Linked DNA regions of Homo sapiens: region 2 is linked to region 1. Evidence: chromatin contacts called from ENCODE Hi-C data. All regions are on one chromosome and are shown on one strand. Each heading gives the region's core, a stretch centred on a gene start or an enhancer-like site at or near the end of the contact. The rest is flanking DNA. Distances are from core to core; before and after follow the strand shown. Region 1 has its middle 80 kb from the start of DCLK2. Region 2 overlaps LRBA (LPS responsive beige-like anchor protein).

Evidence for each region. Hi-C counts contacts between places; a loop is a spot of excess contacts on that map. Pooled maps may share reads with other maps.
Region 2: a loop to region 1 is called in a map of IMR-90, with 3 times the contacts of the local background. The contact joins two enhancer-like sites. A Hi-C loop is called at or near these places in 3 of 168 maps with a recorded cell type or tissue (A673, IMR-90 and chondrocyte) and 5 of 50 pooled maps.

The regions. Positions count from the first base shown.
Region 1 is chr4:149,996,443-149,999,448 of GRCh38, reverse strand. No RefSeq gene overlaps it. Among named protein-coding and RNA genes, the nearest start is that of DCLK2, 80 kb to the left of the region's middle. Within about 2 kb of position 1,393, at least 3 of the 41 ENCODE cell types and tissues checked have a DNase peak (open chromatin) inside an H3K27ac peak, as active enhancers do.
Region 2 is chr4:150,278,232-150,281,622 of GRCh38, reverse strand. The region is part of intron 55 of LRBA (LPS responsive beige-like anchor protein); the gene reads left to right. Among named protein-coding and RNA genes, the nearest start is that of DCLK2, 200 kb to the right of the region's middle. Within about 2 kb of position 1,487, at least 3 of the 41 ENCODE cell types and tissues checked have a DNase peak (open chromatin) inside an H3K27ac peak, as active enhancers do.

The sequences.
Region 1 (3,006 bases), core at 144-2,643:
ATACGGGGAGTTTTCTTAGAGAAGAGAGAAGATTTAGGACTTTGTCTTACTGATTCAATGTCATTGTGTATAAGTTTAAAAATTATTACAAAAATGCTCCGATTATTATGAAAACATATGCACAGGTACTTGCTACAGAAAAGCAGCTTTGTGTATAGAATTCTCATTGACGTTATCAAGAATAGCTATTGTGGAGGAAACAGTTGGAACCCAGGTTCTGAAAGTATTTGATCAGAAGTTCTGCAAATCAACAAAACCTTTTTCCTATCATAAAAATAAAACCGATTTTTAAAATACATATTCATGGGTAATCACAAAACCTGCAATGCTCCTTTTCTCTGGTAAGACAATATCTTCTTTTTGCACAGCACTTTTTAATAATCTGTATGCTGTTGTACATTATGTGAATAAACAATAATATCTGAAGACACAAACAGTGTTGGATAGTGGTAACACTGTTACGCAGCAGGTGATTTTGTGTTGCAAGCACGAAGGAACAATTTTCTTATTTCTTATTTCTTTTTTTTTTTCGAGACAGAGTCTTGCTGTGTTGCCCAGGCTGGAGTGCAGTGGCATGATCTCAGCTCACCGCAACCTCTGCCTCCCAGGCTCAAGGGATTCTTGTGGCTCAGCCTCCCAAGTAGCTGGGAATACAGGTGTGCGCCACCAAGCCCGGTTACTTTTTGTATTTTTTGTAGAGATGGGGTTTCACCATATTGGCCAGGCTGGTCTTGAACTCCTGGCCTCAAGTTATCTGCCTGCCTCGGCCTCCCACAGTGCTGGGATTACAGATGTGAACCACCAGGCCAGCCAGAACAACTTTCAATTTTTACTCTAAACAGAAAGGAAGTGTCTCTTCCAATGGAATAAAGGTCAAAACCCTCTTTTGATAGCCATAAAATCATAGAGCAAAAGCCACCAATGTTTTTCTTAATATTTCACATAGTAAATATTTCAGATTTTGCAGGCCATAAGACCTCTATCACAACTACTCAGCTCTGAAGTTGTGGTTTGAAAGCAGCCATAGACAACTTGTAAACAAGAGAGGATGGCTGTGTTCCAATAAAACTTTACAAAAACAGGTAGTGGGCTGGATTTGGCCTTGGGCTGTAACTGCCAACTCCTGGCACAGATCACTGAGTATGCAGCTTCAGAACGGAGAACTGCTCTTACAGGGACAACCAGAAAACTTGCTCCAGAAAGACATGCAGAGCTACAGAACCTGGCATGGAAGTAGAGGGAAGCAGGACTTTCAGGGACAATGATTCAGTAGCTATGAGACTGCAGTGTGAGAGAGTAAATGAGCAAAGACTAAGATACTACTGGATTCAAAACTGCAAATGACACAGATGAGCAAACATGGAAGGCAGTGCCTGATGAGTCAGCAACAACAAAGTGTTAACAGAGAGCTAGTGTTCAAATAAGATGAAACGCTCACACCTCTGTAGGAGTGAGGAATACAAGGCTTCCTTATTGTTGGTCTCTAGGGTCAGCCTCATGTTCCTGGAGACACTGCCACTGTGCTGTCTCCTGTGTGGAGTGTGGGCGTAGACAGTGAACACGTGAGCAAGTGAATGTGTAATATAGCCACTTTGAATCATTTTATCTGGATGAACCCTTCAAATAATTTTCATGTCTCAGGGAAACTGCACAAAAATTTTCATATCTGCAGCTCGTGGTGCTTTAGCAGGGTCAGTAATTTGTAGGTATGATAATCCAAGAATGATTGTCAATGGTCTTTTGAATAGAGAATGCAGTTTTCCTGGGGATCCATTTATTTTGGCCAACCTATTAACCTACTCATTTTGTTTGTTCCCCCTCTCCACCAAGCATATAAACCCCACAAAGCAAATCAGTAGTTGTAGGTAGATGACACTCAGTTTTTCTTTCCTGTTAAAAAAAATTACCTGTTTGATTGTGTGTGTGTACATGTGTGTATGTGTGTGCTTTCACCTTATCCAATTAGGCCTATGTATTTGTTTCCAATTGCTGCTGTAACAAATTACCACAAACTTAGTAACTTAAAACAACCCTAATTTATTATTGTGCTATTCCGGAGACTAGAAAATCAAAATGGGTTAGTAGGGCTGCATTCTTCTGGAGGCTGCAGAGAAGAATCAATTTCCTTGCCTTTCCCAGCTTCTAGAGGCTGCCTGCATTCCTTGGCAGTGGACTCTTCCTCCATCTTCAAATCTTGCATCTTAACATCTTCAAATCATTCTCTCTCCCTCTCTTCCAACCCCAGCTTTTCTGCTCTTTCCTATAACAACCCTTGTGATTACATTAGGCTCACCTGGACAATCTGAGCTACTCTTTATATTTTAAGACCCTAAATTCAAATCAATCTGTTAACTCTCTTTTGCCTTGTAAGATAACATATTAATAGATTCCAGGCATTAAGATGTGGACAACTTTGGGGGCCATTATTCAGCCTACCACAGCCTAAAAGTTTTATCACAAATTTTTATGGGACAAAAAACTGATATGGTGTGTACAAGAGTAGTTTCTTCTTATTTAGAGAAAAAATGACTTTTCAGCAAAACTTTTTCTTTCATTCTTTTTTTTTTTTTGAGACAGGGTCTCACTCTGTCACCCAGACTGGAGTGCAGAGGCGCGATCAAGGCTCACTACAATCTCTGCCTCCCAGACTCAAGGGATTCTCCTGCCTCAGCTTCTGGAGTAGTGGGGATTAAAGTCATGTGCCACTACCGCCTGGCTAATTTTTGTATTTTTAGTAGAGATGGGGTTTTACCATGTTGGCCAGGCTGGTCTTGAACTCCTGACCTCAAATGACCCACCCACCTAGGCCTCCCAAAGTGCTGGGACTACAGGTGAGCCACCGTGCCTGGCTGAAACTTTCTTGAAAAATATAGGCAGTTAAGTTTAGATTACTTTACTTAAAATTAATTTCTTTCCATTCATAAATTTTTAAAGCTCATGAGACAAACGTAATAAATTTCTGCTAAATATCTGTCTTAAGCCAAAATGGGATTTAATTTCCTAAAG
Region 2 (3,391 bases), core at 238-2,737, 280 kb before region 1:
TCACAGGGGCTTCTACCCTGGCGTTGGGCTAGCTCTGGATATTTCACTCATTGCTATTCTGACCTATGCAGCTTAGATGTCATAAATTCTCCCACTTTCCCAGATCTAGTCTGATCACCCCCTTCTCCTAAGTAAATACTGGTCTCAGGGAACAAAGCTCCTACATATAGGTTACATTGAGGAAATGAAGGACCCTTGCTGCTCTGTCTCCTGGGATTCATTTCTTGATTCAGTGGACGGCTTCCTTCTTGTCTCCACTGTTCTCTGCGGTCTCTCCATCACATTCTGCCGGCCTCCACGAGGCACGCACAGAGACACACTCGTACTCGCTTTTATTTTTCCCTACCTTCCCATAATGCTGCATTTAAACCAAGTACACATCAGAGGATTTTCTTTTCCTCTTTTCTTTACAATAATAATGTGGATAATCTGTCACTTTGAGTTGCGATTATATTGTCAGCTACGCTAATAAATCTGTAAAATAATTTGAGATCCCTGGCTGACTGAAGCAATTTCTGTGGCATTTCAGTTAGTACCAGGGGCTCTGGGAAGTTCCTTGAGGCAGCAGTGGGAGGCTTTCTGCAGACCATTCATACACACATGCTTCTCCTCTCTGCCCTGTAGCCATTGCTTTTTCCCTCTTTAATATTTCCCACTGGATTTTAGGCTTAAACAATCCATTGCCTTTTTCCCAGCACTCCTGCACTTTATCATGCTAACTTGCAAGTGGCAACTGTGTGATTAAAGCGAGCTTGCCTAAAATGAGCAATACCTGCCCACAGCTCCAGAGACTGATACTTTCACAGCTCACTACCTCGGGAGGCGAGGAAGGAAGCCACAGGCTGGGAATCCAAGACACCACAGGGCAGAATCTCCAGCTCCTTCCTCAATCTGAGCCCATATAAGGAATGGACACCATGGAAACAAATTAGTCATCAGCTCAGACCAGAAATTAAGTTTCTGTGAAATACCAAGAACCCTGCAGGCAGGCAGCCTGGGGAAGCTCTGCACTTCCCACCTATTTTTATTTTAGATGCCAGATTGCTCTGTGGCATTTTGGTTAGCAGCATATCACAGTCCATCAACTAGACAGTGTTGAGATGTCTTTATGAATAGCTGATATTTAAGGAGGCAGCCTGTACAGAGCAGCAAAGTTATTTTGTCCTAAACAAGGGAGAACCACCATTCACCCAGGGGAATGCATTTGTTTTCCCTTCCTGAGGCTGTTTTAGAATGTGGTCATCCCCAGCAGATTGCTGTGGCCTGCTACTACCTCCTTAAAACCCGTGCAGCCACGGCATTGTCCAGAGCACTCAGGATTTCAGGGGATGAGATTAACATGTGTCTGGGGCCCTCTGAAAACCTCTAGTCACAACCCAACCTGGATGCGGAGGCGGCCTGTCAGAATTTGAGTGGGAGATCAGGTGCTGCTTGCTAAATGTTACCCTGGCTCTTGCCGCCAGAGGAATTTGGCCTCTCCTGAAAGAGGCCAGCGAAATCTTTTTTCACCTTGGGAGGCATCTGATTCATTAAAATGTTTTGAATGCTGATGACTGTATAGTCCCTAAAGCCCAGGTTTTACTTAATTTCAGATGGAAGCAGGATTAGAGATTCTTTACTAGAACAAAGAATTAAAGATCAGTGGTTTTGTTTTAGTATAACACTTATCCAGTAAAAAGCTTCAAGTATCAAATTCAAATGAACTACAACCATAAGGTTAATGGATTTTCATCAGCTGAATTTTATAAGTGTAGCAAATAATTGTTTGTCCTAGTCTCCACTGCAGTTCCCAGACACCCCTAGAGATTGCCATTTGTGAAATGAGTGGGGGAAAAGGATACTGATTTTTGCTCATCTTGAAAATATCTTAATATCTGTGTTAACAAAACTTAGAGAATATGTAACTAACTGTCTTCCACACATGGGTTTTTATTTCCTAGATGTGTTTTTGTGTTCTTGAGAATAAGCTGTATTTAAGGGACTACTAAAAGTTGGCATTTGGGTGAATGTGAAATAAATGGCTAAGAAAGTCTTTGCCTTTCTATGATTTTTTAAAAGATATGTCAAACAGTGAAGACTTAAGGCAGCTATGCTAGAACTGAATGTAGAACAGTGTCAATGTATCAGAAATTAGGTTTTTTTCTTTCTGGCTTGCCAGCACAATCTGTATTCCCCTGTGTCCAGGTGGACATGCGATTACAGGTGTTTGTAGTGGCTTTAAAACTCTGATGCCATCCACTAAAGAAAGGAAATTTGTATCTTAATAAGCTAAGAAAGCAAGGCTTGGAGGTACCAGGCAGGAGGAGAGGAAGGGGTAATAGGATTGGCTTTTGGAGGAGGGAGGGACAATTAGGAGTAATCACACTTTTTCTATAAATGGACAGAAAGTAAATATTTTCAGCTTTGAGGGTTCTGCATTCTCTGCTGCAACTACCTGTGAAAGCAGTCATAAACAAATAATAGGTGTGGCGATGTTCTGGTAAAACCTTATTTATGGAAGGCCAGGCGCAGTGGTTCTCGCCTGTAATCCCAGCACTTTGGGAGTCCGAGCGGGTGGATCACTTGAGGTCAGGAGTTCAAGACCAGCCTGACCAACATGGTGAAACCCCGTCTCTACTAAAAATACAAAAGTTAGACGGGTGTTGTGGTGGGCACCTGTAATCCCAACTGCTCAGGAGGTTGAGGTATGAGAATCACTTGAACCTGAGAGGTGGAGATTGTAGTGAGCTGAGACTGCGCCACTGCACTCCAGCCTGGGTGACAGAGCAAGACCCTGTCTCGAGGGGGGAAAAAAAAAAACCTGTTTATGGGGATTCAAATTTGGAATTCATATAAATATTCATGTGTCATGAAAAATTCAAGCATTAAAAAATGTTAAACAATTATATGAAACAGGCAGTGGGCTGCACTTGGCCCGCAGGCTTTCATTCATGGATGCCCATTTTACAGGATCAAAGAGCAAATTCTGAGCCTGTACTGTCTGTTCAGCGCTAGTAGGAAAGGACAGAGGGGCACAGCCTAGAGCTGACTAAACCACAGGCTGGAGCACTGTCAGCCCTGGAGCAAGAAAATGCTGAACTGAGATTTAATCACCCTGGAAGTTGTTGTAGCTCTCTACAAAGTCTTCTTCCCAACTGCTGTCAAAATCCAGCAGGCTCAGGGAAGGTGCCGAGGCTGCTGGCCGCCTCCCTCCAGCTGGAGTTGCAGGGGATTAGAGGGGATGTAAGGTCAGGTGGCACCATCTGCCAAGTCTTGGGACAAAACAGGCTTATTAGCATGTCTGCAGTGCAAATGAAGAGATGCCAGGGCTTCTCATTAGAGCACTGGTCCCAGTCCACAACACACACCATTCCAGTAGCATTTGTAGAACTGGAAGAGTTTGCTACCTAGT